2 separate regions of the Homo sapiens genome follow, and region 2 is linked to region 1. Evidence: chromatin loops called from intact Hi-C (ENCODE). Cell type or tissue: Calu3. All regions are shown on one strand. Each heading gives the region's core, and the rest is flanking DNA. Links, peaks and the distances in the headings are about the cores only.

Region 1 (17,050 bases), core at 3,402-11,401:
GTTTCTAGAAAATTTCCACTTCTATATCTAGGCTTTGTCAGTAATTTCCACACCTTAATTATCATTCAACTTGCAAAAGAGACAACTGATAAGAAGAAAATTGAAATGAGAATCTGTGGATAAGTGTTTGTGTTCAGAAGATGTTGTTTTGCCAGTATTAGAAAATACTGTGAGCCGGGCATGGTGGCTTACATCTGTAATCCCAGCACTTTGGGAGGCTGAGGGGGTGGATCACCTGAGGTCGGGAGTTCTAGACCAGCCTGACCAACATGGAGAAACCCCATCTCTACTAAAAATACAAAATTAGCTGGGCATGGTGGCACATGCTGGTAATCTCAGCTATTGAGGAGGCTGAGGCAGGAGAATTGCTTGAACCCGGGAGGCGGAGGTTGCAGTGAGCCAAGATTGCACCACTGTACTCCAGCCTGGGTGACAAAGTCAGACTCCATCTCCAAAAAAAAAAGATTATATATATATATATATGTGTGTGTATGTGTGTGTGTGTGTGTGTGTGTATATATATATATATATATATACACACACACACACACACTTTTTATATATATATATATATATATATAGTGGAACTTACAAATGAGAGTAATATAATGATGAAATTTTGAACTGTTATTTATAAACATCTAAGGTAAAATGGTTAGTCATGGCCAGAGTATGTTTCATCCTTTAATTTTTGTCCATTTGAAAATAAGGATTTTTGAAAGAATTATACCAATTAAAATTATTAAAGGCAAACATAGAATTCATAAAAAATTGTCCAAAGTAGAAATGATGACCTATAATTTGGAGCATTTCCAATTCAGTAATTTCAATTTTGCTCTTGAAAACATTTAATATATATCCAAGACTGACATTTCTTTAGCTGAACCTAACGTTTGGGTCTCTGAGTGAATTTATAATAACTCCTTCCTTCCTTAGCATAGGGTTTTCAAAATTTGATTTATAATTCCTATTTCCAGTAAATATTGTTCATTTGTCCACATCTCTCCCTATGATATGTTGCTGGAGGTAAGAATTTCTTTCATATTCCTATTTTTTTTTTCCCCATAGACTAGGCTCATAGAATTTAAACAAGCAAATTTTCCTGAGCTTTTTCTTGCCAAATGAAAGAAGACTGGTAAATTCTCATAGAGAGGTTTGTGTAGTTCTTGGCTCTTCCTGGGGTTAATGTGCTTATATTCACAGTGGCAAATTGGTCTCAGACTTTAATTTATTTATTTTTGATTTGAATTTCTCTTTAAAAGTATCAATTTAAAAGGTAACTAGAATTATTCTTTCTCATTTTCAAAAGTGATTTTTGCATTATTAAATTTCCCTGCCATTGTAATGCCATTTCACGCAGAAAAAAAGTCAGCCAGTAATTAAGAAAAAAAGTGATGGAGATTAAGTAGTATTTTGGCTTATTTTTAGGACTCATCATGAGAAGACACAGTTCCTTTAATCAGGAAATTAATATCCATAATTTTCACTCAAAATTGCAGTATGTAAAGCAGATTCTCAAAAACTCTCCTGAACACTTATTTATATATATGTTTTTATATAAGTAAAATTTTTCTCATATTTTTATACGATATGCACACACACACATACATGCACATACTACTTACTACATGTTCTGTACTTGTACTTTGTACCATGCATATTCAAATGTTTATATACATAAGTTTATTATAACATAAACAGTAAAAGTAATGAATACTGTTTAAAATAACTAATATAGTATTTTTTAATTTTTGTGGGGATGGATTCTCAAATACTTGTGATTTTAAAAGATTCTAAAGCTAAAACACAACTTGATTTTAAAAAGAATGATTCTCCTTACACAATTATAAATATTTGCAGTAAATATTTTCCTTATAATACTGTTTTGACCCCATTTAAAAAGTATTAGATTATATTCCTTTGATCCAATGAAAACTGAACCTTATAAATGGTTAGCTGAAAGTAGACCTTATTCTTGTCCTTCTTTAGAAGAGTAAAGATTTGTCCTAGGGAAGATGGCTGACTTCGGTTCCCAACATGCGTATGCATTTAGACTGTAGCTCCTCAGCCCTGTGGACACAAAATTTGGACAGCTTATTAGGTTACGTTAGCAATGCATGACGGTTTCTCCAACACTAAGATATTCACGTTGAAACAGATTTCCTGTTCGTCTTATGTGTCTGGTAAAATTGTTTCCCCAATTACAATTTGACATATCAATAGAGGGTTAACAAGAGTATAATTACATAACAGAATTCCTCATGAACTGTAATCAGTCTACAGGAAAATCATTATTTTATCTTGATTTGCAGATGAATATACTGCTAAGAAAGGGAGCAACTCTGACCTTTGTTAAAGTTGATCTTTTGTAATTGAGGTATAAGGTATGAAAAGATAAAAAACCGAAGGCCAGAGAATCAGGAAATGAAAGATAGTATGGACTGAAGGTAACAATATTTTAATGTTATGCAATATAGTCAGAGAAATATTAAAAATTAGTTGTTTGCTGTGCATAGGTGGATCTCGCAGGAAGCTAATGAAACCTAAGCTTCAGTGCCTCTCACTTAGACATGTTCCATTCGAGGTCCTGAACCTAACTTTGTATTAGGAATTCTGTACTAATTTTGTTGAAGAAGACCAGCAAAGTTGTGTACACTTCTACCCCCACAAAATCTGCATTGTCCATGTGAGTAAAGTAAAATAATTCCTGTTATTTTTTTCTGTTAGAAATAAGTATGGAGGATATGTTTTTAAAAATTTATGAGTTAATTGAAATATCCATATATAACAAGTGACTTTCTCACAATATATATGATGTGATATATAGGGAGATAGTTTCACTTTCATCATATTTTATACGTTGATTCTGAACTATAGAAAAATAATAAATGGGATTTTAATTATAGCTCTTAGTTGGGAAAGAAATATAGAGAGATGTGGGATTTGAATGCCCATGAAAGACATTTTATTTTACTTGAATATATTCTTGCTTCACTTTACCCTCCATAATATGTTGTACATTAGTGCTGATCAAGTTTACAGAGTTACATTTTGCTTTCCTAACCATTCAGTCAGGAATTAAAATATGGCATTGTATAACAACTGGGAAGAAGCTCATAGTGGATATAAATTAGAGTAGATAATGGGTCACCTTGATAGCCTCTGTTTACATTACTTGTATATGGGCAAAATAATTATTACCTATACGTGTATTTAAGCTTAATTTTCATATAAACAGTATTTTTAATCTATGTTAAAATAGATAATATCTAAAAGTGTGATCTCTAGGTAGTCCTTAGTTTATTAGTACTGTACTTCAAAAAGATTTTTAAATAGGTCCGGCACGGTGGCTCATGCCTGTAATCCCAGCACTTTGGGAGGCTGAGGCGGGCGAATCACCTGAGGTCAGGAGTTCGAGATCAGCCTGGCCAACATGGTGAAACCCTGTCTCAACTAAAAATATAAAAATTAGCCGGGCGTGGTGGCAGGCGCCTGTAATCCCAGCTACTCGGGAGGCTGAGGCAGGAGAATCACTTGAACCCAAGGGGCAGAAGCTGCAGTTAGCCAAGATCGCATCATTGCACTCCAGCCTAGGGGACAAGAGCGCGAGACTTCATCTCAAAAAAAAAAAAAAAAAAAAAAAAAGATTTTTAAATAATAGCTAAAGGTATGCTCTCTAGGTCATCCTTAGTTTATTAGTACTGTACTTAAAAATTATTTTTTAATAGTCAATTTTGGGAGATAATTATTTCTTTCCTTATATTTTCCAATTAGTTGGTGTCTAAAAATAAATGTTTTGTCTAATTTTAGATCAGGTATACATTCACAAAAGCATAAATCATAGTCTCACAGGAAATTCACCAATTTTCCATATGTCGTGAGATAACTGTCCTTTCTACAACCTCATAACAATGAATTTATATAATTACCTAGATTTTCTTAGTGTGAATCTACCCATTAGTTTTATTTTCTTGGTAGTTATTTTTTTCCCTCCTCTCTGTTACTATTGGCCTTAAAATACACAGAGGACGGTTACAGTGTCCTAATAGCTGTTACATGTGTGTGTTTCAGCGTACTTGAATCAAGTGTACATTTATAGTACCAATAACCGCCTTTACAGCTTTACAGTTAACAATTCTCTCACAAAACTGTAGAGCATTAGGCATCTGAGAGCCATAGAGGGCCAACTTTGTTCCAGAGTGAACATGCTTTTTTTCCTCAACATATACACTACTGATTTTTTTTAAAAGTATGACTTTCAAGTGAATTAATGTATTGGTTAGGAGAACTGCTTGCTAAGTCCTTATTACCTCTTGTTAAAGCCTCAGAAGGCCGTGCTGAAAGCCAGAGGGGAAAAAAAGAGTAATGCACAGGTATCTCTTTTGCAGTGGTGACTGTATTTTGAGTACCTTGTGTGACAGGGTATTATTACAGCATCTTGTGGGAAAACCTATTAGGCCTTTGCATGTTAAAGCTGTATAATTTGTTGGGTTGTGAGTGGTCTGACTTAAATGTGTATTATAAAATTTAGACATCAAATTTTCCTACTAACTAACTTTATTAGATGCATACTTGGAAGCACAGTCATATCACACTGGGAGGCAATGCAATGTGGTTACCTGGTCCTAGGTTTGAACTGTCTTATTTCAAAAGATTTCTGAATTAATTTTTCCCTAGAATTTCTCCTTCATTCCAAAGTACAAACATACTTTGAAGAATGAAACAGATTGTTCCCATGAATGTATGCTCATACTCGACTAGAAACGATCTATGTTAAATGACTGTGTATATGAATTATTTCAAGTACTACCCCAAATAACTTTCTTATTGCTCTGAAAGAAGAAAAGCAATGTAAATCACTATGATTATTGCACAAACAACCAGAATTCTCCAACAATTTTAAGTAATCTGATCCTCTTCTTGGAGAAAATTGTTACCTAATAGTTTTTCCTTATGAATGTTATTACTACTGGTATAAATCAAATTTCTATAAATTTCCTACTTAAGTCTTAAGAACTGGGTTCTTCCTTTGATGTTATTCATGTTCAGAAAGGAAACAACACTTTACTCTTTTAGGACAATTCCTAGAATCTATAGTAGTATCAGGATATATTTTGCTTTAAAATATATTTTGGTTATTTTGAATACAGACATTGGCTCCAAATTTTCATCTTTGCACAATAGTATGACTTTTCACTAGAACTTCTCAACATTTGGGAACTTTGCAAATATGAGCATCATATGTGTTAAGGCTGTATCATTTAATGCTATGAGATACATTGTTTTCTCCCTATGCCAAACAGGTGAACAAACGTAGTTGTTTTTTACTGATACTAAATGTTGGCTACCTGTGATTTTATAGTATGCACATGTCAGAAAAAGGCAAGACAAATGGCCTCTTGTACTGAATACTTCGGCAAACTTATTGGGTCTTCATTTTCTGACAGACAGGATTTGACTCAATATTTGTAGAGCTTGCGTAGAATGGATTACATGGTAGTGATGCACTGGTAGAAATGGTTTTTAGTTATTGACTCAGAATTCATCTCAGGATGAATCTTTTATGTCTTTTTATTGTAAGCATATCTGAATTTACTTTATAAAGATGGTTTTAGAAAGCTTTGTCTAAAAATTTGGCCTAGGAATGGTAACTTCATTTTCAGTTGCCAAGGGGTAGAAAAATAATATGTGTGTTGTTATGTTTATGTTAACATATTATTAGGTACTATCTATGAATGTATTTAAATATTTTTCATATTCTGTGACAAGCATTTATAATTTGCAACAAGTGGAGTCCATTTAGCCCAGTGGGAAAGTCTTGGAACTCAGGTTACCCTTGAAGGATATGCTGGCAGCCATCTCTTTGATCTGTGCTTAAACTGTAATTTATAGACCAGCTAAATCCCTAACTTGGATCTGGAATGCATTAGTTATGACCTTGTACCATTCCCAGAATTTCAGGGGCATCGTGGGTTTGGTCTAGTGATTGAAAACACAAGAACAGAGAGATCCAGCTGAAAAAGAGTGATCCTCAATATCCTAACTAACTGGTCCTCAACTCAAGCAGAGTTTCTTCACTCTGGCACTGTGATCATGAAACTTAGTAGAGGGGATTGTGTGTATTTTATACAAATTTAATACAATGTCTTACATTGATAAAATTCTTAAAGAGCAAAACTGCATTTTATTTCTGCATCCACATTCCAATCATATTAGAACTAAGATATTTATCTATGAAGATATAAATGGTGCAGAGAGACTTTCATCTGTGGATTGCGTTGTTTCTTAGGGTTCCTAGCACTGATGCCTGCACAAGCATGTGATATGTGAAATAAAATGGATTCTTCTATAGCTAAATGAGTTCCCTCTGGGGAGAGTTCTGGTACTGCAATCACAATGCCAGATGGTGTTTATGGGCTATTTGTGTAAGTAAGTGGTAAGATGCTATGAAGTAAGTGTGTTTGTTTTCATCTTATGGAAACTCTTGATGCATGTGCTTTTGTATGGAATAAATTTTGGTGCAATATGATGTCATTCAACTTTGCATTGAATTGAATTTTGGTTGTATTTATATGTATTATACCTGTCACGCTTCTAGTTGCTTCAACCATTTTATAACCATTTTTGTACATATTTTACTTGAAAATATTTTAAATGGAAATTTAAATAAACATTTGATAGTTTACATAATAAATGTCGTCATGTTTTGCTTTCTTTTTAAGCAGTGTATATTCATTTAAATTGAAGGCCTTAGTTTTAATGATTGATTGAATTTATCTATTACTGATTCCCCAAATTTGTTGGAGCATCCCACTTTACACCAGTTTCCTGTACTAAAAACTGGAAGTGTTGGCAGACCCAGTCTCCTGGAAACACTCTTCTTTTCTTTCTCATGGTCTACATCCATCTGTCCTCTGGTCTGAAATATCTAGCTCCTCTTCTATTTCCACCTGTACAAGTTCAAAATCTTTTCATTTCAGGCCTTTAACAAGAATTTTGTCTTTTATCTCTTTACACTCTCAACTGTTTCCCCAGAATGTTCTTCCTGAAACTCAAATGAGGTCAAAATTTTCAATGGTTTCACATTTATATATATATATATATATATATTTTATTTTGTGGATGGATAAAATTCAAACTCCTCCATGTAACACATAGGGCTTTCCATCACCTGTCACCTTTCTTTCTCCAGCTTTCCACATTCTCGGCAGCCATATTAAATGTGTTCTCAGTGGTTCAATAGCAACAAAATATGATGCCATTATTTCTTTTTACACACTGAATACTCTTACAGGAATTAATTATATTTTCCTCCCCAACTCCCATCTCCTTATTCCACACACAGTTAACTTCTACCCAACATTTAAGTTCAAAAGTAACCTCTTCCAGAAGCCTTCCCCAAGTTGCTTTAAGACCTGACACCTGAACGCATTCATCATCTGGAGCACATCTTTTTTGTAGAACTCATTGAACACTGCTGTAATTGATTTACTGGACTCACTTTTCTGCCTGAATTTGCTGATTTTGTCTTTCGCCAACTGAAGCATAGTAGGTGCTCAATTAATATTTATTAAATGTATAATTTCAGTGCATGCATGAATAAATGACATTCATTAGGTTGCAGGGTTAGCTTTTTTATGATTAGCATAGAAGCAGGTTTTGTTACTCCTAAATTTAAGCAATCCATTAGCTTCTATGGAAACAGATTTTCTGTAAAAGCTACCTGCCAAACAAAAGCAAGCTGACTGGGAAGTTTGAGTCAGTCTCTCTTTTTCTCTACCACCACAGGTAGGTAGGTCCTGATGAGGGAAATACTCAGACAAATAGCCTATTATGAATTATTTAGGCCCCTACATTCTTGATACAGTATCATTTTCATATATCTTGACAAAAAATAATGGTCTGATATGTAGAGCAGAAAAAAAATCTAAATTTTTGATGACCAAATTTTACTTGGAAATAGACATGGGAGATTAAATAGCACTTTTCCTGGGGTAAAATGTTTTGGGAGAACAAGGAAAAAAGAAACCAACAACGTTGGCACCTATTAAATTTATACAGTTTTGAAAATAAATGCAATCCATGAGATATGTAGATATATTTATTTAAAAATTAATAAATATGACATGTATTGAATTAAAATATATAATGTCTAGTAATTAGTCTTTAAATTGTCATTAGGCTTTTAAACATGCTGGTTCAGGTTCAGATAGACTTTTGTAACTGGAATACATCTAAACATTTTTTCTTAAATTTTTAGGCAATGTCTAATTTATAAGGATTTGAGATGATTACACATGCTGAGACAAGCAGGCTTTGGGTGGGTAAGTGTACTGTTGCTTTTGTCTCCACATGCCCTAACAATTACATTTGCAGACTCCCTAGAGATCTGACTTTGAAAGTCAGGCCTGTTTTTTTGTTGTTGTTGTTTTTGTTCTTTTAATGTTCTTAAGCTTAAGAACACCTGGTCACTAGTGGGCAGTGGCTAAAACTATGATCTAGAAAACATTTGAGGTTTGAAAGAATTCAGAAGTAAAAATATAATTAGGATTCAATTCCTTCAAAATTTTAGCTTCTAACATTTATTAATCTCTGAAAGGCATAAAACAGGATTTTGGAGGTGTTAATGCAGGCTAAACACTACAAACATTGAAATAACTCTCCAGCTACGATAAAATAACTTAGTAAGTGTAAATGAAGATAACCCTAAGAGACATATGGGAAAGTTATTTTCCACTAGTTTTCATTTTTATTGAAAACAAGATAAACTAATTTTACTTTTGTGATGTAATTAACATTGTAACTGTATAACATATCATTATGATCATATGTTTTGTTTCCTAAAATCTAAGGACACCATAAAAATTTATTTCATGTTCGGAATGCTGCCTTCAGCTTACTTAATGTTCTCTTTTTAATTCTCACATTGCCATGTTCCTTTAATAATTTGTTACTCAATGATCTACAGTCAAAATTTAGTTCTTCGTTCATTAATTCAGCAAAAATTCACTCAGCACTTCCCGTATGACAAATCAATATTGTAAATGCAACAACTAACAGTTTAGATAGTGCCTCTGCCTCATGAACCTACCGTCTAGTTGGGGGGAGAGATGCTTTTTCTTAATCAGTCAAATGTGTAGTCACAAATTAGGATTAGTCTCAGGTGCTGTAAGACAGTACAGCCAGGTGGATGTGATCTGGTCTGGGATGTTGGCAAAGGCTTTCCTGAAGATGTAGTATGAGTTGCTATTGAAGGATGAGTGCACATTAACGAGATAAGAGGAGGCAGGGTGAGGAGTGTTACAGGCCAAGTGAATGATGTGACAATAGCTCTAAGCCAGAATAAAATAAGCAAGGCTTGTTTAAGAAAACAAATGAAAGACCAGCACAACTAGAGTATAGGAGCAAAGTACAGAATTCACTCTAGGAGAAGCAAGTGTAGAGCACTTATTAGGCAATATTCTAGATTTCAGTATTTACCAATATAATGGAGATAGCATAGGCAAGTGAAATATGTACATATAATATAAACAGTGAACTTTATCAAAATTTCAAATATTTCCTTCTCACATGTACATAGAATTTTTTTAAATAGTAAAAAAAAAGGTTTGAGTTTTATTTATTTTTTAAAAAATCTTATATTTTACCTTTGTAAACTGCAATGGGCTTAAGACACATATTTGGAAAGAGAAAATAATTGGAGGAATTATATAATTAAGAAATGTGGGAAATTTTATTTCTAGGAATTTTACCATCGTCTCTCCTTAGCATGTTTCCCTCCTCTCTTCCAAGTTAGATTATATCTGATCTGCATTGTTAAGTACTCACTGATTATTATCTCTAACATCTGTGATTTTTAAAAAATAAATACTCTTCTGGTGTTTTGATTTTTTATTCTAATTTTAACTTCTAAAATTTATTTATTTATTGAGACACAGTCTCACTCTATTGGCCAGGCTGGAGTTAAGTGTCACAATCTCGGATCACTGCAACCTCTACCTCCCAGGTCCAAGGGATTCTCGTGCCTCAGCTTTCTAAGTAGCTGGGATTACACGTGTGTGCCACCATGCCTGGCTAATTTTTGAATTTTTAGTAGAGACAGGGTTTCGCCATGTTGGTCAGGCTGGTCTCGAACTTCTGATCCCAAGTGATCCACCTGCCTCAGCCTCCCACAATGCTGGGATTACAGGCATGAGTCACCATGCCCGGCCTAAAATGTATATTTTGCCCACATGAAAACACTAAACAAAATCTAATTAACATGATATGTTATTAACAAAGTTATTGTCTCTCAAGTCAAGGCATTTATTTGATTTTAATGGTTTACTATGAAAATCGTCAATATAATAAAATTATTTAAAGCTTTTTCTGATTCTTTAGAGACTCAGGGAATGATTTTTTTTTTCATTTTTTTCTACTCTTCATAATTCACAATAAAAGAAAAGTGGCTCTTGTAGCAAAAGAACAGTAATTTTGCTTAAGGAATAAAAAAATAGAGAAAATATTATTTTAAATTATTTAAAGAAAGTTTCCATGGAAAACAGGGAATTCTATGATATAGTTTTCTCATACTCAAATTTCCCTTACCTGAAATGTTATTGCCAGATGTTCTTCTATGCATTTTTCGTGATATATTGATTTCCTTAAAAGAATAATTTGATATCATCCAGGTGTGCCTAATGATAAGAAAAAGCTAATGTAGAAAGTCTACAATTATTAGTAAAACGCTTTTTCAAATTACAGCTCTCAGATTTCAGTGAAAGAATATTGAATCAAAGAACTGAAAGGGCAGAAGAAATTGAACAATGGTTCAATTTTGTAATAGATGTTATTTATCATTTTTATTAAACTTTGTATTAGCTATGTGCCTTGTATTGACTAGGATACTCCTCACCTGTGACTATGAATAAGACAGATGACAAGCCTTACTTCCATTTTTGGATTAAGAAAATGAGTCCAAAGTAAGTAAAATGGCTTGCCTAGAACAACAGAGAAAATCAGAGGTCAGAGCAGATTTTGATTATCAAATGACTCAAGCTTCAAACTGTTGAATCAAGCCATCTCTTAGGTGAAGGCAATTACTTCGTTTTATTTATAAGGCAATCAATTATTAAATATTTTGTATCTACTATATGATTAATAATGAATTTTATGATGTGGGGAATGTACCATGATTCTTCAGCCCTAGGAACTCACAGTAATTCAGCTTGGATAAAGATGAATCTATAAAACCACAGAAATACACAATTTAATACAGTGTATGATTAACTGGAAACTGTGTGTTATAATTGTAAATAAGTTAATGGATATGACATGCTGGGCTTCGCTTTAGTCCTTAAATATTTGGAGGTGATTGACAGGGGGGGTAGAAGTTGATTTCAGATGATGATATATGTGTGGTTTACAATTTCAGTAAAGACATATAGTAAAAGTGGACCATGCTTTTGGTTTATAAAAGAGTTAAGTCCAAGTAGACTAGAGAATAACAAATATGAAGAAGTTGGTTGTGTTATTTATATTCACTTATGACAGAGCCTTTAAAACATGAAAAAGAATTTGATCTGAAGACGGAAGTCACTGAAGGTATTTTGGGCAGGAATAATGTGGTCAAAGTGGCAACTAAACAAGATTATGTTGTCAGCTCTGCTGGAGAGATTATAAGGAAAAAATCTAGAATCAGCAAAATATAGCTGATGAGCTTTTGCAATGAGCAGGCATGAAGAAGTCTAGATTGGGATTAGTGATGAAAGCAGATAAATAAAACATTTGTGAAGAAAAAACCAACAGGACTCTATGCCTAACTTACTAGAATAAGAGGAGGATGAGTCATTGTGACTCTGAGATTTCAGCTGAATGAGTTGATGATTAGGGTCATATGTGACTGAAACAGGCATGCTTGGTGATAAACTTCTGATTTCCCTTTATGGAATGGTTGGAGATTGGCACACATTTCCATTTGTGAAGTCCTGAATTTGGGGTGGTGAAAATTCCATCGGGGGCCAGGCACAGTGGCTCATGCCTGTAATCCCAGCACTTTGGGAGGACAAGATGGGTGGATCACTTGAGGTCAGTAATTCGAGACCAGCCTGAACAACATGGTGAAACCCCGTCACTACTAAAAATACAAAAAATTAGCTGGGCATGATGGTGGGTGCCTGTAATCCCAGCTACTCAGGAGGCTGAGGCAGGAGAATCGCTTGAACCCAGGAGGCAAAAGTTGCAGTGAGCCGAGATCATGCCATTGCACTCCAGCCTGGGCAACAGAGACAGACTCCATCTCAAAAAAAGAAAAAAATTCCAGCTGGATATTTCCCCTGATTATTAGATTACAGGGCAAAAGCCAAGGTGAGAGGACAGGATTCTAGATACACATTGTTAGTGTTCTTGAGGAGGCTAGTAACACTCTTTTCCACTGGGTCTATTAATCAATTAAGACATATATCTAAATTATAAGGCAGATAGAAGAACAAAATACCACCATCATGCAGATACAGCTAACACAGGAGAATATGACTCATAGCTATGGACAAGTGGACTTTCTAATATTGAACTCTAGGGTTAAAAAAATGTGCCCATCTAACTATAGGCAGCCTTGTACCATTCAAGCTTTTTCCCACGGATCCTTGACCCTATAAAACTTATAGTGTGAATTAATGCCCAGTAGAATTGATGTCCTCTGTGGTCAGGCTGCTTCCCAAGAAGAAAATACATATCATCAGTTGTTGTTTTTTTTTCCACCAAACTCACCTGTAAGATTAAGACACTACTGTTCTAGAAAGAGGCCAAGAGTATTTCCTTAATGTAGCTCTTAATGAAAACAAATAACAGGCATGCAAAAGAACCATCTCCTCTTCCCCACCTTATCACAACTAGGCATACTCTGAGAGAGATGATACTTTGGGTTTAGAAACCATGTCTATTGCATTTTGTAGCCACAACCTAACTCAAGTAGGCTGTCTGGAAAATATTAGTCTCAACATATACTTTTTGATGAAATGAAATTGCCAGTTGAAGATGATGTGAATTGATGGCTTTCCATCAGTGAGAATGGAAAAATGGAAGCACATAGCCCCATGGAATAAGTTTGCATGAGCTGGGTAGGAAATGAAATGAGGCAGGAGAACTAAAAGGGAAAAGAGCAGTGGGCATCTACTAAGAATCTTTGGATCTAAGATGAATGTCTATTTTAGATGATGAAACAATTTATTGTAGTTTCAGAATACCTTCATTGATGTCATCTTTTATTTCTCAAATTTGTTCAAGTTGGATGGATGACAGACATCCTGAGCTTTGTGTTTCAGATATGTGGTTAGTGAAAAGATGTCAAACAATGATCGCTGTATTATCTTCGGATCCCGGAAGCAGTCAAGGACACAATTTTTAGCCTTACTAAGCTTGTTATGGTCTATTAGATTGTATTGTTTGATACTCTTTTAGATGCAAATAACAGAAACCAATTCAAGTAATTGAAACAAAAGAGGAGTTATGATAAGAATATAGTAATGTCTTGAAAAACTCTTTGTCAGGAATGCCATCTGGCCTCAGAAGGGCTGAAAATCTGGAAATGGAAAGCGATATGAAACCAGGCATTATTTTCTCGCCATTTCTTATCTCTATGTCTCTGGGTGACTGTATTCTAGCTCTATTCTTCTGTGTACTGGCTTTCTCTCTGCAATGCCTTAGGCTATACATCTTCCACAATCAAGAGAACAACTCAAAGACTCAAATCTTTAGTCACAATAACAGATACTACGTTCTAACCCCAAATAGAGTCTAAAAATTGTTCTAAGGTCCCTGCACAAGTAGATGGGTGAATGATTTTGAAGAAGTAAAATTCCCAGAGAATATAATGCCTATAACAGGTTTCCTCTACATAAACACACACCACATACACAGTTACACAAAGCATGAATAAATCAAGAAAGTGGAAAGAATATGAAAAGTGAAATGCAGCCAATAATATCTAATGACTATCAAATGCATATTATATGACTTTAGTACATTCTAAGTGCTAACAGTATGCTAACTTGTTCAATCCTCTTGCCACTTTGTGAGGTCTACACTACTATGAAGGAAGGTGGAGTTAAGTAGTTTGTCCGAAGGAACACGGTAAGTGTCTGGCACAGTTTAGACACCTTTACATAGAAGCCTCTTAAAATTATCCCCGTTCTTTGACCACCAATTGTTTTATTGTACATCTATTCATAAATATTGAAATTTTTTTGCTTATTGGACAAAAGCAGAAGAAACTGCTGTCATGGGAGAATTGATGATGAATATTACTTGGTTCTTCAGGCTATCCATTGGCCACAGGGCATACTGGCATTTGCCTCATCTAGCTGTAGGGGGATGTTAAGGGTGAATTACAATTTGGGAAGTTTTCTCACCAAGAGAAAATCCAGCAAGTAGTAAAGCAATTCAAGTCAAATAATAGGCCTCGTTTCGACAATCCTGCCATGAGGTCATAGCTAGTACAAATGATTACTAGCTACTATTTACTTCTAATTAACAATTCCCCTTTCCCCTTGGTTTCAGAAGTTTCTGTTTTGTCAGGAGAGGAGTGGCATGAGCAGTGGGCAGAACAATAGGGAGATGTGGATGCATTTCCAATTTCAGTTAGAGATTTTATCACTTCCTCAAAAATGGTTTAGATCAAACTGACAAAACATGAAAGTACAGAATTTTTTAACATGTATAGACACATTTAAAATTAAGCTCACTAATATACGTATTTATATATATTTACCTAATATATTAGTATATATATTTAATACCTAATAAGCAAATAGAGTTTTTGAATATCCATGGACCATTCACAAAAATTGAATTTCTCCTGGGACTCAGTGAAAACTAATTAAATTCCAAGAATTCAATATCTGAGAGACTGCGGCAATAATATAGCAAAATCAAATCAACAACAAAAGGATAGCTTAAAATCCTACATATCTGCCATCTTAAAAATACATTGTTGGCTGGGCATGGTGGCTCATGCCTGTAATAATCCCAGCACTTTGAAAGACAGAAGCTGGCAGATCACCTGAGGTCAGAAGTTTGAGACCAGCCTGGCCAACATGGCCAAACCCCATCTCTACTAAAAATACAAAAATTATTGGGAGGCCGAGGCGGGTGGATAACGAGGTCAGGAGTTCAAGACCAGTGCGGCCAAGATAGTGACACCCCATCTCTACTAAAAATATTAAAAAATTAGCCAGGCATGGTGGCTGGTGCCTGTAAACCCAGCTACTCGGGAGGCTGAGGGCAGAGAATTGCTTGAACCTGGGAGGTGGAGGTTGCAGTGAGCCGAGATCGTGCCGCTGCACTCCAGCCTGGGCGACAGAGCAAGACTCTGTCTCAAAAAAAAAAAAAAAAAAATTAGCCGGGTGTTACATACCTGGCTAGGTAGCACACACCTGTAATCCTAGCTACTAGGGAGGCTGAGCCAAGAGAATTGCTTGAACCCAGGGGGCAGAGGTTGCAGTGAGCCAAGATCGCACCACTGCACTCCAGCCTGGGTGACAGAGCAAGACACCGTCAAAAAAAAAAAAAAAGGTTAAAACTTTAGGTTAGGAAAAAACAGTTTCAAAATACTTAGAAGAGGATGATAATGAAAAAACAGCAAGCCAGCATTTTTAGCTTCTAGCTAAAGCAGTTCTTAGAGGGACATTTAGAAGGCAGGTGGAATGGAGCTGTGGTCACGGGAAGGAAAATAACAACGACAAAAACAAAGCAGCAACAAAACCAGGCAAGGGGCTGCACAGGTTCAGCAAGAGGAAGGATCATGAACTGAGGAAATGCTTAATAGTATTAAAAAATAATAATTTTGAACAAATTAAATGCAATAATGTATTCCATTAATATCAGTTTTTAGAAAGGGGAGTTATTAAATAGCAAATTACAATGATACTAAAGGGCTGTGATAGAAATGTATGTACCAATGAAAAATCATCAGTGCATGTTTTAAAATAGCACAGCTTCTTCAGTTATTTATACATCTGAGGTTTAAACAAGAGAGAGGAAAAAATGAAGAAGAAGAAGAAGAAGGATGGTTAGTTTTCCATGTTAGCAAGAAAAATCTGTCTCGCCTATAGAGTACTGCAATTCCCTGCTTCACTGTCCAGAGAATTTACTACTATTTTTTAGGTCTGAACAAGTATAGAACAGATTCTCTCACTTCTGAGCTTTTCTAGCAGAATCTATAACCTAATAATCTGCAGTGTCCAGGCAGTGTAATTTTCAAATAAGATACTCTCCACAATTTACTTTTAACTTGTTTTTTTTTTTTGAGACACAGTCTCACTCTGTCGCCCAGACTTGAGTGGAGTGGTGTGATCTCGGCTCACTGCAACCTCTGCCTCCCAGGTTCAAGTGATTTTCCTGCCTCAGCTTCCTGAGTAGCTGAGACTACAGGCACATGCCACCACGCCCAGCTAATTTTTGTATGTTTAGTAGAGACGGGGTTTCACCATGTTGGTCAGGCTGATCTCCATCTCTTGACTTCGTGATCTGCCTGCCTTGGCCTCCCAAACTGCTGGGATTACAGGCATGAGCCACTGTGCCCGGCCACCTTTATTACAGGCGTGAGCCACTGCACCTGGCCACCTTTAACCCTTCAGTAAATAGAGCTACAAGAAGAAGCCTTGAGATGAGCCTATTAGCTTTTTAGCTATATAATAAAACGAATGTGGCAATGAAAGATCCTTCCAGAGATGTTCATTGAATCTCAATATGAATACAGATTTTAAATCATTGGTTTATCCTATAAAATTGTTTTCCCTCATTTATCAAACCTGATTCTTATCTGCATTATACAAATGCAATGATAATTTGTATTTTTAAACTGGAAATTTACCATTGAAACCCTGATTTGCTTTATACAACATTTCCTGTTATAAATGGATTTTCCAGATTATCAATAACTAAATAAGTTATGATGTTTTATAACATGCATTAACTTTTCTTTTACTGATGACATGTTTTTCTTACTGTTTCTTAACATTATTATAATTTACTGTTAAAGAATTTCCTTTTTCCTAGAAACTGAACTTTTTTA
Region 2 (17,050 bases), core at 5,958-13,957, 50 kb after region 1:
ATTTTAAGGACACACATAGAGTAAAAGTGAAGGGATGGAAAAAGATATTCCATGTAAATAGAAACCACAAGAGAGCAAGGGTAGCAACCAAATAAAACAGACTTTATGTCAAAAACCATCAAAAGAAGGGCATTATATAATGATAAATAAACCAAATCCTGAAGAGAATATAGCAATTGTAAAAATACCTTCATTCAACATTAGCACACATAAATATATAAAACAAATAGTAAAAAATCTGAAGAAAGAGACAGATTGCAATACAATAATAGAAGGAGATTTCAATACCTCACTCTCAACAATGAAAAGACCATCTGAACAGAAAAACGATAACTAAATATTAGACTTGAACAGCACTTTAAATTAAATGGATGTAATAGACCTATATGAAGCAGTCCATGCGGTAACAACAGAATACATATTATTCTCAAGAACAAACAGAACATTCTCCAGAATAGAACACATGTGAGGGCACAAAAACAGCCTCAACAAATTCAAGAAGACTGAAATTATATTGAGTATCATTTTTGACCACAATAGCCTAAAACTAAAAATCAGTAAGAGGAATTTTGGAAAAACTACAAATACATGGAAGTTAAACAAAATACTCCAGAACAATCAATGGTCAACAAAGAAATTAAAAGAAAAATTTTAAATATCTTGAGATAAACAAAAATGGAAACAAAACAAACCAAATTTATGGGATACAGGAAAAGCAGTTATAAGAGGAAAGTGTATAGCAATAAATATCTAGATAAAAAACAAAACAAACTAAAGCAAAACAGAAAGATCTCAAATAAACAACCGAATATTATACCTCAAGAAACTAGAAAAAGAAGAACACACAAAACTCAAAATTAGCATGAGGAAGGCTGTAACAGATAAATAACATGGGGAAAAGAAATAAATAATATGGAGACTAGTAAAACAACACATCCATGAAACTAAACTTTTTTAACTTTTAGGTTTAGGAGTACATGTGCAGGTTGTTATACAGGTAAACTGCATGTCACAGGAGTTTAGTGTGCAGATTATTTAGTCACACAGTTAATAAGTATAGTACCTGATAGGTATTTTTAAAATCCTCTCTTTCTTCCTATCCTCCAACCTCAAGTAGGCCCCAGTGTCTGCTGTTTCCCTATTTGTGCCTGTGTGTTCTAATTTTTTAGTTCCCACTTGATAAGTTAGAACATATGGTATTTGGTTTTCTGTTCCTGTGTTAGTTTGTTCAGAATAATGGTGTCCAGCTCCATCCATGTTGCTGCAAAGAAAATGATCTCCTTCTTTTATATGGCTGCATAGTATTCCATGGTTTATATGTGTGACATTTTCTTTATCCAACCTACCGTTGATGGGAATTTAGATTGATTCCATGTCTTTGCTATTGTGAATAGTGCCCTGATGAACATACGCATGCATGTGCCTTTATAGCAGAAGTAATTATATTCCTTTGGGTATATAACCCATAATAAGATTGCTGGGTCAAATGGTAATTCTGGTTTAAGTTCTTTGAGAAATGGCCACACTGCTTTCCACAATGGCTGAGCTAGTTTACACTCCTACCAGCAGTGTATAAGTGTTCCCTTTTCTCCACAACCTTGCCCTCACCACCATCTCTTATATTTTTTCTTTTTTTTTCTTTTTTCTTTTTTTTTTTTTTTGAGATGGAGTCTTGCTCTGTCACCCAGGCTGGAGTGCAGTGGCACAATCTCGGCTCACTGCAAGCTCTGCCTCCCAGGTTCATGCCATTCTCCTGCCTCAGCCTCCTGGTAGCTGGGGCTACAGGTGCCCACAACCATGCCCGGCTAATTTTTCGTATTTTTAGTAGGGACAGGGTTTCACAGTGTTAGCTAGGGCGGTCTCAATCTCCTGACCTCGTGATCCACCCACCTCGGCCTCCCAAAGTGCTGGGATTACAGGCATGAGCCACTGTGACCAGCCATTTTTTTTTTCTTTTTTTATAATAGATATTCTGACAGATATGAGATGGTATCTCATTATGGTTTTGATTTGCATTTCTCTAATTTTGATATAGAGAATTTTTTAACATGCTTGTTGGCCACATGTGTGTCTTCTTTTGAAAAGTGTCCATTCATGTCTTTTGACTACTTTTTAATGAGGTTGTTTCTTTTTTGCTTGTAAATTTAAATTCCTTATAGATTCTAGATATCTAACCTGTGTCAGAAATATAGTTTGCAAAAATTTTTTCCCATTTTATAGGTTGTCTAATTACTCTGTTGATAAGTTTCTTTTGCTATGCAGAAGCTCTTTAATTTGATTAGGTCTCATTTGTCAAATTTTTATTTTTGTTGCAACCTCTTTTGGCATCCTCATCATTAATTCGTTGCCAGGTCCTTGCCCTAGAATGAAATTTTCTAGGTTATCTTCTAGAAATTTTATAATTTTAGTATTACACTTAAGTCTTCAATCCATCTTGAGTTGATTTTTGTATATAGTGTAAGGAAGGAGTCCATTTTCAATCTTCCACATATAACTAGCCAGTTATCCCAGCAGCATTTATTGAATAGGGAGTCCTTTCTCCACTGCTTGTTTTGGTCAGCTTTGTGGATGGATGTATGTGTGTGGCATTCTTTCTAGAACCTCTAATATGTTCTGCTGGTCTATGTGCCTGTTTTTGTACCCGTACCATGCTGTTTTGGTTACTGTTGCCTTGTCATATAGTTTGAAGTCTGTTAACATGATGTCTCCAGCTTTGTTCTTTTTGCTTAGGATTGCCTTGGCTATTTGGGCTCTTTTTGGTTCCATATGAATTTTGACCTAGTTTTTTCTAAGTTTTTTTTTTTTTTTTTGACAGAGTCTTGCTATCTCACCAGGCTGGAGTGCAGTGGCACGACCTCAGCTCACTGCAACCTCCGCTTCCTGGGTTCAAGCAATTCTCCTGCCTCAGCCTCCCGAGTAGCTGGGATTACAGGCATGTGCCACCATGCCCAGCTAACTTTTGTATTTTTAGTAGAGACGGGGTTTCACCATGTTGGCCAGGATGGTCTCAATCTCCTGACTTCATGATCCTCCTGCCTTGGCCTCCCAAAGTGCTGGGATTACAGGCATGAGCCACCACGCCCAGCCAGAATTGTTTTTTTTTTTTTTAAATAAACAAAATTGACAAAACTTTGGCTAGACTAAGAAAAAATGAGAGAAACCTCAAATAAATTACATCAGATATGAAAAAGAAGACACTACAGCTGATACCACAGAAATACAAAGGATCAAAAGAGACTATTACAATTATATGCAACAAATTTGATAATTTAGAAGAAACAAACAAATCCCTAACACATCTAACCTACCAAGACTGATTGATAAAGAAATAGAAAATTCGAGCAGAAAATAACAAGTATGGAGATTGTATCAGTAATAAGAAAGTCTTCCATCAAAGAAAATCACAAGATCTGATGGCCACATGGCTGAATTCTACCAAATGTTTAATGAAGAACTAATACCAATCCTTCTCAAACTCTTCCAAAAAACTGAAGAGGAGGCAACATTTCCAAGCTCTTCATGAAGTCAGCATTACCCTGATACCAGAGCCAGACAAGGACATTACAAGAAAAGAAAACTGCAGGCCAGTATCCTTGATGAACATCATTGCAAAAACCCTCAACAAAATGTTAGCAAACCAAATTGAACAATATATTTAAAGGACCATCCATAATGATCAAGTGGGATTTATCCCTGATATACAAGAATGGCTCAACATACTGAAGCCAATGAATATGATACATTGCATTAACAGAATGAAGGCCAAAACACCATGTAATCATCTCATTAGATATAGAAAAGGCATTTGATAAAATTCAACATCTTTTTTATGATAAAAACGCTCATCAAATTAGGTACAAAAGGAATGTACCGCAACACAATAAAGGCCATGCAGGAGAAAACCACAGTTAGCATCATACCTAACGGAGAAAAAGTGAAAGTCTTGCCTCTAAGATCTGGAACAAGACAAGGATGCTCACTCTTGGCACTACGTTCAACATAGTATTGGAAGTCCTTGCCAGAGCAATTAGACAAGAGATGAAAATAAAATACATATAATTAGGAAAGTAAGAAGTAAAATGGTCACTCTTTGCTGATGACATATTCGTATATATAGGAAACCCTACAGACTAAATTAAAAAAAAAAACTTGTTGGAATTAATGAACAAATACATTAAAGTGGTAAGATACAAAAATCAACATGCAAAAACTAGTCAAATTTTTGCATGCTAATAACAAACTATCTGAAAAAGAAAGAAAACAATCCCATTTATAATAGTGACAAAAATTAACATACTTAGGAATAAATTTAATCAAGGAACTAAAATATGTGTACACTGAAAAGTTTAAAACATTGATGAAAGAAATTGAAGAAGACCCAAATAGATGGAAAGATATCCTATGTTTGTGGATTGAAATAATTAATAGTTAAAATATTCATTCTACCCAAGGTGATTTATAGATTCAATGTAATTACTGTAAAAATGTCTGTTTTATTTTTCATAGAAATAGAAAAAAAAATGCTAAAATTCATATAGAATAACAACAAACCTTGAATAGCAAAGGCAATCATGAGCAAAAAGAACAAAGCTGGAGGTGTCACACTAGCTGATTTTAAACAATACTAGGGAGTTCTCTAGTAATTAAAACAGCATGATGCTAGAAAAAAAAAAAAAAGACGTATCAACCAGCAGACTGGTTGAAGAGAGCCCAGAAATCAACCAATGCATGCACAGTTGATTGATTTTCAACAAACCTGCCAATAATACATGGTGGAAAAAGGATAGTCTCTTCAACATATGGTGGTGAAAAAACTAGATATCCACATGAACAATATTGGACCCTTATCTCACAGCATAAATGAACTAAAAATGGATTAAAAACTTAAACTGAAGACCAGAAACTGTAAAACTACTAGACAAAACACAGGGGGAAAACTATACAACATTTGTCTTAGCAATGATTTTTTGGATTTGACACCAAAAGAACATGCAACAAAAGCAAAATAGACAAATGGAGTTCTATCAAACTAAGAAGCTTCTGCACAGCAAAGGAAACAATTAATATAGGGGAACAACCTATGGATTGGAAGAAAATATTTGCAAGCCAAACATCTGATAAAATGTCAATATTCAAAATATATAAGGAGATCAAACAACTCAATAGCAAGAAGACAAAAAGCCCAATTTAAAAATGGGCAAGGGGCCTAAATAAGCACTTCTTAAAGGAAGACATACAAATGGCCAACAGATATATGAAAAAATACTCAACATCACTAATCATCAGGGAAGTGCAAATTAAAATCAGAATGAAATATCATCTCACATCTGTCAGAATGGCTATTATCAAAAAGATAAACAATAACAAAGGTAAGTAAGAATGTGGAGAAAAGAAAACCCTTGTACACTGTTGTTGGGAATGTAAACTGGTATAACCACCTTGAAAAACTATATGGAAATTCCTTAAAAAACTAAAAATAGAATTACATGAGGCAAAAACCATATTTCTAGGTATTTACCCAAATATTTGAAATACGTTTGTTGAGAAGGTGTGTGCACTCCCATGTTCACTGCAGCAGCCAAGTCATAGAATCAATCTAATTGTCCATCAACAGATAAATGGATAAGGAAAATGTCGTTTATATACACAATGGAATACTCTTCAGCCTTATCAAAGAAGGAAATGTTATTTGCATGTATGCAATTGGAGAACATTATGCTAATTGAAATATGACAGGCCCAGAAAAACAAATACTGCGTGTTCTCGACTATATATAGTATCTTAAAAGAGTTGAACACATAGAAGTAAGAGAGTAGAAAGTGGTTATGGAGGTTGAGGGATGGGATAATGGGGAAATGATGATCAATATGGGTTTTTTTTAAATATCTATTGCACACTGTGGTGGATATATTAATAGTTGATAATGGAGTATTCTACATTTCAAAATTGCTGAGAGTAAATGTCAAACGTTCTCACTACCAAAAAATGTTAAGTATTTGAGGAAACGGATGATTTAACAAGTTTGATTTAATTATTCACATTGTATTCATGAATCATAACATCATATTGTACTCCACAATTTTCTACAATTATAAATTGTGAATTTACAATTCTAAATAATGAGAAAAATGAATATATGGCTTGTCTTGGTGTTAGGAACAAATTAGGAGATTTGTCTTAGTGTTAGGAGCAAATTAGACAGATTTTTCCTAAAACCTCGAGCTAGTTTTGAAATCATTGTATTTTAAAAAAAAATGCACCTATAATAGTCATTTCCTTTTCATTTAATAATATACTATACTTCTATGTAACATTTTGACTTTAGGATACTAAAGTATAAATAAGATTAGATAACTTTAATTTTATGTGTTATTATTCATACTCTGCATTATTAAAAATGTGTAAAGGGGCTAACTTGTAAGATTAAGATACCAATTTTTTTAAAGCAAGAAATTAAAGGAAAATAGGAAAACTGAGATAAATATTAAAACATAAAATGCATCACATAATATCCAATATACTTGGTTGAAAATCTGACCTCAATTTTCCTGTTAATACGGAAAACATTTAAGAAGGATTTTATTCCTTATACTGTAGGATTTTTCCTATACATCTTACTATGAGCTTATAAGAAATATATACTTCCAACATGATATATTTAACAAAAGAACAAAATAGTGAGAAAAGATTGTTAAATCAAGTATGAAAGCAAACTAAATTTTAATCAAAGCATAACATAAATTAGTTTTCGGGTCCAACTTTTAGGTGGTATGATATATCTCCTGGTTGTATGAGGAACAAATGAAGAGAACATTAAAGTGGACATTTGCATATTTTTGTGGTAATATTTATTCAGCATCCCTCATATGCCTTGAGATTATAGTAAATACTTTTATTATGATAAATTTTTCAGATTGATTGACTAGGTTCATGAGGAACTATAAATAAATATTCAATATAAGCTGAATATATCTAGTTATCTCTATAAAACATATGGGAATGCCAGTGATACTGGCCAGTTGGGAGAACATCCAGAGGTATATTTGGATACTGATGCCCCTTTTCTTTTTCCGTAAGTCATGCAAATATTCTCTGTTCTCAGATGTTAGTTAAAATAATGTTAACAATGTTTATTGAGTAACAGTTATGTGTCACAGTATGTAGTTGCTACAGTTGATATTAAGAAAGAGTAAATCCATAACTTAAGGTGCTTATAATATATTAAAGGTATAAGACAAATTTAAGAATATAATACACAATCTAGTAAGGAAGGCTGTCAAGAAGTATCAACAATGTCTGATACAGTGCAGATGAGGGAAGGATGGCTTCTTTTGAGGGACAGAAAAAAAGGTTTCATGGAAGAGGTGATATTTGAAATGGGTCTGGAAGAATTGATATGATTTGAACCAGAGGATAAAGGTGTTCCATGCAGAAAGAATGCCATCATTCTAAGAGCCCAGGTGGCATTCAGTTCTGTTCACATCCTTAACTCTCTGTCCCCAGACCCCAAAGAAGCAGTCACAATAGGAAAAGTCATTTCATTTCTACTCTTATTTACAGAGCTTTAGCCTGCATCTCACACGCTCCAGTTTGAAGCACGTGTCCTGTCCTCTCTCGGTGTGCCTGGCTTCATTAAGGAATCCTCATTTTTGTAGCACTCATTAAAACTGACAACTTATTTGGATGGTCTGCATGACTTTTCTCATCAGCAACTCTGAGAGTTGCTCTGACTCAAATCACTTCCTAGTGCCCCAGCAGCTGCCTATTGATAAGATTACAAGGGATACCTCTTCTCTATTCCTCTCCCTCCTTTCCCCCTGAACCAGGCATATAACATCCCACACTCCAGACTAGTTGACTCCAGGGCCCTGATTTTCTACCTGTCTGGGGTCAGGATAAGATAATAGGAAAGCACCATATAACACAGGAACTGTGAGTAATCTAGTTTACTAGGAACAGGAGATACACTCAGGAGATTGGTAAATTGTCGGCTGGAAAGATAATCTAGGCTCATATTGTAGAAGTCTTTGAGTGACAAGCTGAGAAAATTGTATTTGATTTGATAAGAAACGAGAATCCAATGGAGGATTTTGAGCAGAGCTTACTGTTTGCATTTAGCTCTCTCTCTCTCTAGGTACTGGGTATATGTATGAGTGTGTGTGTTCTCCATGATATATTCTTATAGGAAAAAGAATAGGGTCTATTAGATTTTCTTTGCATAGTGCCACTCACAACTGTGTGCACATAAGAAAGACTTTGTGGAGATGAGGATGATGAGGAAATTTGGGAAAGTTTATTAGACCACAGGGCTTTGCAAAATGTCACATTCATAAAGGGCTCAAGCATTCCTGAGAGGGAAACATAAAGATTGTCAAAGAGAAAGTAGGCAATGCCAGTAAAAATGGAATAGGTATTTACCCTGTGGAAGTCTTTAGTTTTAACTGGCAGAGACTAGATGGAAACTGAAACAAATCTCAGAGTTTCATGCTCTGCTGACAGCAGAGATGTGGTTCAGTTAGCATCTTGCCGAGTGTTTAAAGGATGTGAAACTCTTGCAGTTTACAGTACATTTGGCAGCTCCCTGTTGGATAATCTTTTTTATGTGTATTCTGTTTAGAAGTGAATTCTACACCAGTTATTTTAAGTATTAGTTTTTAAATCTGTTGCTGTGTTAATTATAGCAAGGACAGCAGCAACACAATAATAGGCTGATGGGAATGTTTTATTTAATGAATCAAGGAAATATCCACCAGGGCTGTATAGAAATGGCAGTGGACTGAAAATAATCAAATATGAATGGGTTTAGGTAGCCAATGGCACTGACAGCTTATGAAGCTGAACACCAGATTTTTTTTTTCCTGCTGTAGTTTATGTGAGAGTCACTGAAGAAAATAACCCTTGGCATGATTATATTTTCTTGTGGAATGTAACTAATTTCACAGTGGAATAATTTTGACAAGAGTTCTTAGTTTCCTTCCATATGTTTTATTTCATTTTTTTAAAAAAGAGGCCTTTGCCCTGGCACATTTGAGTGCTATTGAGCACCATAGGAAAACTTTATTTTTTGTGCCAGAAAAAAAAAAGAAAGGTGAGTCACGGTAAATTGCTCTTACACAACTGCATGCTAGCATGAAGACCTCAAAACCAAACAAAGCAAGAGGCCATCTTGACTCCTCATCAAGGTCTGAAGCAAAGTGAAAATTATGGATGAACATTTAATATTAAGTTCCACACCTTCCCTCTGCCCCTGCAGACCAGGTATATAACCACCTTTGTTTTAAAGACAGGTGGAGGAGTTACTGTGTTTTCATTCAAATACATAAACATTTGAAAAGCCATAGCATGAGAATAAGTGGCTGAAGTTATAGAAAATTAAATAATTTTTACCCTTTTCCTGTAAAAAGCTATCCTACAACTTGTATGTACAATATGTAAGGAGGAAAATAAAGGATACCTAGCAGTAGTACTGATTGATGTTGGATTTTTTGAAGCGCAGGCCTTTCATTTCCTTGAATTTTCCATTGATTTACTTCAAAGTGTCATTTCAAAATAGCTTTCTGGGACTAGGGATCTTGGCATGAAATCTTCAGTATGTTCTAGGATACTTTATTCTGGCACTTATTTATCTTATAGATTAAAAAGAAACTTAGAGCCTTAAATGGTTGGTTATGTGAGCTTGCCTCTTCCACCTCCACCCCATACACATAAACACACATACATAGGCACACACACACACACATCTTTTCCTGCTGATATTTTTAAATTGTACTCCGAATAAAAACCAGTTGTCAGGCCTCTGAGACCAAGCCTGCACGTATACATCCAGATGGCCTGAAACAACTGAAGAACCACAGAAGAAGTAAAAAATAGTCAGTTCCTGCCTTAACTGATGACATTCCACCATTGTGATTTGTTCCTGTCCCACCCTAACTGATCAATTGACCTTGTGACATTCCTTCTCCTGGACAATGAGTCTCAGAAGCTCCCCATGGAGCACCTTGTGACCGCCGCCCCTGGCCGCAAGCCAACAACTTTCTTTAACTGTAATTTTCCACTACCTACCCAAATCCTATAAAACTGCCCCACCCCATCTCCCTTTGCTGACTCCTTTTTTTGGACTCAGCCCGCCTGCACCCAGGTGATTAAAAAGCTTTATTGCGCACACAAAGCCTGTTTGATGGTCTCTTCACCCCTACGCGCGTAACACCAATCTGCTGAATAATTTCTGCTTGTTGTAAAGGTAGAAAATAATTTTTTTCTCTACTTTTTCTGAGTTCTTAACTAGTCCCTCCAGTAACAAAAGATAGATTAAGAGGAGAAAAACAAATAGAAGTTTATTAACATTTAATCCTTAGATACACATTCATTCTAGATATTCACAGAAATTAGTCAATCTCAAAGATGTGGGCTTAGTTCAGGCTTAAATACCATCCTCTACTGAAAAAAAGAAAAAAGAGAGTTGGAGGACCAGTAATGTGGCGGTAACCAGGAAAAGCATGGAAAACAAGGGTAAGGTTTGTTATGCAGATTTAAGTCAGTGCCTTGTCTATTGATAACAATCTCTAATGATTTAAAGTCATTCGCTCCTGGTACAGAGAGGAAGACACCCTTACCAGTGGAGATTTTCTTTATAAATGTAAATTTCCCTTTACAAAAGGGTAACCTGTACTCTATTTTTAGGGCTTCTCATGTGTCTGTGGTACCTTCAAATAACCAGCTCAAAATAATCCTTATGCTAAGGAGTCATATTTCAGGGTGGCATATTCTGGTCTCCTACATAATTGATTGAACTAAATATCAGTAGAATAGGAAAAAGAAGAAGTAGGGCCACAACAAAACAAAGCTGTAAATGCTGTTAAATGTAGCTAATACCAATGTAATCATTAAAAATTTAACATGAATTTAAGCCCAAAAGAAAAAATAAGCACACAATAATTCATTAAAAAAATTTGTGGTTCATGTTCAGTACCTGGTAAGCTAATGTACAAGAGGCATGAAAAGTTGAATAAGATACCTGCTCTTGAGATCCTCAAAGTCTGATAGCAAATGTAGAAAGAATTATGACGTAGTATGGTGAGTTCTATAATAAATTACACCTGCCTTTGCAAAAATTATAACAGTGAGAAAATTATGACAGTGAAAGAGATCTGACCTAACCAACTTCATCTTGCTTTTAGCCTCTAAGCTGCCCTTGTTCATTCCTGGGAGAAGGCCAAGCTAACTTTTGGAGGAATTTCATTTATACTTTAACTTTGAAACAAAGATGACAACAGTTTCTCCTGACACAAAATCCCTCCTGGCCTGGGAACCAGACTGCCTTTGAAAAACTAACAAATTAGCCACAAGATTAGAAATTACAGCTCAGGAGTCATGCAGCCAGAGGCCACAAGATCACCAACCCCCTCAGTTGCTCCTATAGACAACATTACTATTGTAAAACCTAAGCTTGGTGTTTGTGGTATTTCTTAGGAAGTACATTCCGATGGATCAGCTGGCGCCACCTAGACTGGTGAACTGGCTCATCTGGTCTTGTTGTCCCCACCCAAGAACCTACTCAGTGCAAGAGAACAGCTTCAACCCTCGCAAATTAGCTTTAAAAAACCCTAGCCTCCAAATTTTTGGGAGGCTGCTTTGAGTAATAATAAAACTCTTGTCTCTTGTTTAGCTGGCTCTATGTGTATTAAACTCTGTCTTGTATTTCCCTTGTCTTGATAAATCAGCTTTATCTGGGCAGCAGGCAAGAAGAACCAGTTGGGTGGTTACAAAATGAATAGTTCACAGGCAGTGATGGGGCTCACATCATCCCAAAATATGATTGTAGGAGACCAGTATATACAACCCTAAAATATGCCTCTGTGGCATATTATTTTGAGAAACTGCAGACATAAAAGCAGCTCTGAAAAGTTGATCCTTTGTAAGAGAAATTGACATCTATAATGAAAATCTCTATTTGTAAGGGTGTCTCCCTCTCTGCACCCTGAAGAGAGAGATGAGTAATTGGAGAAGATATTGACTTAAATCTGCATAACAAACCTTATCTTTGTTTAAGGTGCTTTTCCTGGTCATATCATAACCAGGCCTTTCCCCACATCCTTCTTTCTTTGTTTCAGAGAACAATGGTATGTAAGCCTGAAGTTTAAATGCTTTTCTTTGAGATCTACTCTAGAGAATTACTCATTTCCTAGCTGTCTCATATAAAAATATACATGTTAATAAACGTGTTTATTTTCCTGCTATTAATGTATCTTTTGTTAGAGAGAGTCCCACATGAGAAATATGAATTGTAGGGAAAATTATTTTTTCTCCCCTACAACAACTAGAAAGTAAGGAGGGTTATTAGTAGCAGAGTCAAAAAGAAGAAAGCATACACTGGAAAAAATTGTAACTCATATAAAAACAAAACAGATCTAATTTTCTTAATATGTAAAAGGTTTCCATAAATGAGTAAGACTAATTACCTACTAGAAAAATGTGAAAATTATATAAGCAGATAATTCATTAAAAAGAGATACACATAACCCTTAAAATATGAAAAGGTGCTGAACTTGAATCATAATGAAAGAAATAAAACATAAAATTACACTGCAATAACATCTCTCACCTATAAAGATTGATAAAGATATGTAAGTTTGATACACAGTCTTATCAAGAATGTGGGAGAAATGTGAACTTCACATATTGCTTGAGAAAGTATAAATTGGTACAACACATATGGAGAATAAATGAAAATATTTACCATAATTTTATACTCTCTGATGGAACAATTCCAATTTATTCTGTGAGTATACTAGTATGTTTTTGCAAAATGATATATGTGTTACAGAAAGGGGTCCCAATCCAGACCCCAAGAGCAGGTTCTTGGATCTCATGCAAGAAAGAATTCAGGGCAAGTCTACAGTGCAAAGCAAAAGCAAGTTTATTAAGAAAGTAAAGTGGGCCAGACATGGTGGCTCATGCCTGTAATCCTAGCACTTTGGGAGGCCAAGGTGACAGATCACTTGAAGTCAGGAGTTCGAAACTAGCCTGGCATGGAAAACCCCAAGTCTACTAAAAAAACAAAAATTAGCCAGGCATGGTGGTGTGCACCTGTAATCCCAGCTACTCGGGAGGCTGAGGCAGGAGAATTGCTTGAACAAGGAGGCGAAGGTTACAGTGAGCCGAGATCATGCCACTGCACTCCAGCCTGGGCAACAGAGCTAGACTCTGTCTCAAAAAAACAAACAAACAAACAAAACAAAACAAAATTAATTAAATAAATGAAAGTAAAGTGGTGAAAGGACAGCTACTCCATAGACAGAATAGGACGTTCCTGAAAGTAAGAGGAGGAACGTGTCCACCCTAGTTACAATGCTTGTATATATATGTATATATATACATAGGATAAAAATAGATCTTGGGGAGATGTGCTCTGCTACAAGAGTTTGTGATAAAGGATTAATTTTATTAATTACTATATTTTGCAATAATTGATACTATTATCTTTAAAGCAAAACTATGAATGCCTTTGTTCTCCAGATAGCAGGATATCTGGACACTCCCAAGTCTGGGTCTGTTTCGTAAGCATTATTAATTTGTTCCCTTAACCATAAACCTCTAGAGGCTAAGGATGCCTCATTTTCTGGAAATGTAGCCCAGCAAGTCCCAGACTCATTTTCCTAGCCCTCACTCAAAATGGAGTTGCTCTGGTTCAAATGCCTCTGACATATGTACAGGACTATTAATTCCATCATTGCTCATAATAACAAAAGTTAAAAATCATTTAGAGTTTCATAAATAGGAGAGTGATTAAATATACTATACTACAACCCTGACATAAAATACTATACAGCTATATGGGAATAATGCTATACTCTCTATACTAATATGAAAACACCTCTCTCCAAAACACAATCATTTAGTGGAAAAAAGCAGTGTTCAGAACACACTGCATAGCACCCTACTATTTGTGTAAAACCAGAGCAAACTTGTCTTTGCTAATTTATGCATAAATATTTTTGGAAACACAAAGTTAGCCAATGAGAAGTGAAAGGGAACAGCATGAAACAATAGTGCAAAGGAGACTTTTCACTACCTGCCTCTAAATATGTTTGGATTTTGGACTATGTGAATGCAATATCTTTTGTAATTGCCTGATAGGATTTTTTTCTGCCAACTGCACACACAAAATCAATTCACTGAGACCACAGTATTGCACCAAAGAAAGAGTTTCATTGATGCAAGAGGAGCTATGCTGAAGATGGGGTTATTACTCAAACCAATCTCCCCAAAGGCTTGGAGGTTAGGGTGTTTCAAGTATAGTTTGGTGGGCATGGGGCTAGGGAATGGGTGCTACTGATTGGTTTGGGATGAAATCATAAGGGTGTGGAAAATGGTTCTCTTGTGCTGAGTCTGCCTCTGGGTGGGAGCCACATGACTGGTTGAGTCAAGAATCACAGATCTGGGTGAAATCAGCCAGCCATCAGAAATGCAAAAATCTGAAAAAACATCTCAAAAGACCAATCTTAGGTTCTATAACAGTGATGTCATCTACAGGAGTAATTGGGGAAATTATAAATTTTGTGACCTCCTGAACAATGGCTGGTTATATTTTAGCAGATTTAGGCTCCCTTCATAATGCTAGCCTTACGGCCTTTCATTAGTTTTACAAAGGCAGTTTAGTTTTGGGGAAGGGCAATTATCATCCTTGCTTTAAGGTTAAACTATAAAATAATTCTTCCCAAAGTTAGCTTGGCCTATGCCCAGAAATGACCAAGTACAGCTTGGAGGTTAGAAGAAAGATGGAGTCAGCTATGTCAGATTTCTCTCACTGTCACAATTTTTCAAAGGTGGCTTCACTATTTGAAAAAATGAATTTTTTTTTAAAAAAAAGAAAAAGAGGAAGGAATAAATACTTCCAATCTTGGCAGTCAGGAAAGCCTTTAGAAAGGAAGTGGTAGTTGAGCTGAATTTTGGAAGATGGGCAGTTCAAGCAAAGAGGAAAGAGAAATGAATGGCATGAGGAAATACTCAGAAATATGAAAATATGTGGAGGGTCAGCAAAACCATAAAAAGACACTTGGAAGGAAGCTTCAAAGAGCGAAAAAGAGAGCAGTGATATATAAAACAAAGGAAGTGGAAAGCTCCAGGAAGGAGGGCATGATCATTAGCATCAAAAGCTGCCAGGAGGTCACCTAAGGCTGCAGCACTCCCGCCGTTTATCTGCAGTTTATCTGCAGTTGATCTCCACTTTCTGCTCTTGACTTTTTGCCACTGGACACTGTGGTTACAGGCGTTGGTTTTGTTTCTAGTTTTGCTAACCAGTGATTTGCAGATTCTTTGCTATCAATGTGTTTCTTTGTTAGGCACTTGGATAATGAAAAAGGTAACAGATATAACAGATGACTTTAAAAATTTTTAAATCTATTTTGTGAGAAAAAATTGCATCAGCTAAAGAGCTTATGGACAATTAGAACGCAGTATACCTAAAAATGCAAAATAGTACAAACAAATTTATGATTTTCATAGCACTTAGTTTGTTAAGATACATTACAGGGCTTATTGAGCGGTAATCAAATGAGGTAGCACATATAATAATAAACCGTCATGGAGTACGGTATGAATAGAAGGAATGCTGATGAAGACAATAATGACGATGCAAACATAATGATATCTCGAAACGAAGGGAACATTTCACCCTAGCTCTGTGTTTTCCTTTGTGCTTAAGCCTGTTCCTCCCCATGCTTTTTCTTCAGAACGTTCCATAACTGTGTGGTTAAATGGATAAAACTGGCCAGAATTCCAAAAAAAGCTTCATGAATTTATGTTGGGAAAAGGAGCAGGACATTCAGGAAATAAGAAGAGACTGGATGATGTTGACAGAAGGAATAGCAGGAGCACAACTCTAGTCTCCTGAAAGGGTGTGGCTTGTTCTAGCTCCAGGGAATGGGAAGAGTCTGCAGTTCTGACTGATCATAAACTAGGCATGCGATAGCGGCCTGATCATTTCACCTTTCTCAATTTCAACTTGATTACCTATAAAACGACAAGATCAGTGGTTTCAAATTTTTCTTTTAGAAGTGCAATTTTATTTTTCTTAGGTAAACTGTGCTTAAAAGACCAGTAGACAGAACAGTGGTAGGAGTTGCTCTGGCTGGAGCAAGTATGGGCAACCAGCTGCCCTCTTTTCTCACTGCCTTTTGAGATGGCCTCTGAATGAAGCACCATAATCCAGTAAATGAGGGAATTGGACCGTCTTATGGCCCATTCAAGTTCTAGTTTTTTCTTGTTTTTGTTTTTGTTTTGAGACAGAGTCTCATGTCACCAGGCTGGAGTGCAGTGGTGCGATCTTGGCTCACTGCAACCTCTGCCTCTCGGGTTCAAGTGGTTCTTCTGCCTCAGCCTCCTGAGTAGCTGGGACTACAGGCACACGCCAACACACCCGGCTAGTTGTTTTTTTTTTCTTTTGTATTTTTAGTAGATACGAGGTTTCACTATGTTGGCCAGGCTGGTCTCGAACTCCTGACCTCGCGATCTGCCCACCTCGGCCTCCCAAAGTGCTGGGATTACAGGCATGAGCCACTGTGCCCGGCCTCTAGTTTTTAAAATTGTCCATGGCTTTAGTATTCTGAGAGCACTGAAAAGGTGATTAGTTAAAGGATGAGATTATTCTAAAAAACATTTCTCAATGTCTTCTTTGATCATTTCAGTAGTATTTCAACTTTGGATTATAAAAAAGCTATTTCCTTGGGCATCATGGTGGTCTAGGAACCCCAATAACCTTACTGAGATACCTATATACCAACCTCGGAATCTTATAACTGAAAGATACATGGGTTGGCAGTTATATAAACCTCAAAGGCAAATACAATGTGAGCTGTTTAAAAGTCTCAACTTAATATCAAACTATGCTTACTGGCATTATATTATTCTCCTATAATATATGCACAGGAAAATAAATTATTTTATAACAGAGAGCAATGTATCAAAAAGCTAATTTTCCTCACAGCATAGATAGTTCTCTATATTTCATTATGTCACATGCACAGTGAAAGGTTATTGTGTTAGCGTGTTA

The links. Peaks named below come from ENCODE experiments on the same cell type or tissue, not always from the same donor. Only the 100,000 strongest peaks of a DNase experiment are listed, where the experiment ranks them.
Region 2: a loop joins it to region 1, with 3 times the contacts of the local background. A loop is called at or near these places in 5 of 110 quality-filtered maps.

Annotation. Positions count from the first base shown.
Region 1 is chr4:138,153,737-138,170,786 of GRCh38, reverse strand. SLC7A11 (solute carrier family 7 member 11) reads left to right here. Exons shown (of 12, transcript NM_014331.4): 12 at 1-6,690. It overlaps SLC7A11-AS1 (SLC7A11 antisense RNA 1), which reads right to left. Exons shown (of 7, transcript NR_038380.1): 4 at 1,969-2,070. Among named protein-coding and RNA genes, the nearest start is that of LINC00616, 32 kb to the right of the region's middle. In Calu3, for the core only: no CTCF peak of the experiment used is centred there; no DNase peak of the experiment used is centred there.
Region 2 is chr4:138,106,079-138,123,128 of GRCh38, reverse strand. The region is part of intron 3 of LINC00616 (long intergenic non-protein coding RNA 616); the gene reads left to right. All of the region lies in intron 3 of SLC7A11-AS1 (SLC7A11 antisense RNA 1), which reads right to left. Among named protein-coding and RNA genes, the nearest start is that of LINC00616, 16 kb to the left of the region's middle. RefSeq lists an enhancer at 9,010-9,919. In Calu3, for the core only: no CTCF peak of the experiment used is centred there; DNase peaks (open chromatin) are centred at 10,028 and 11,478.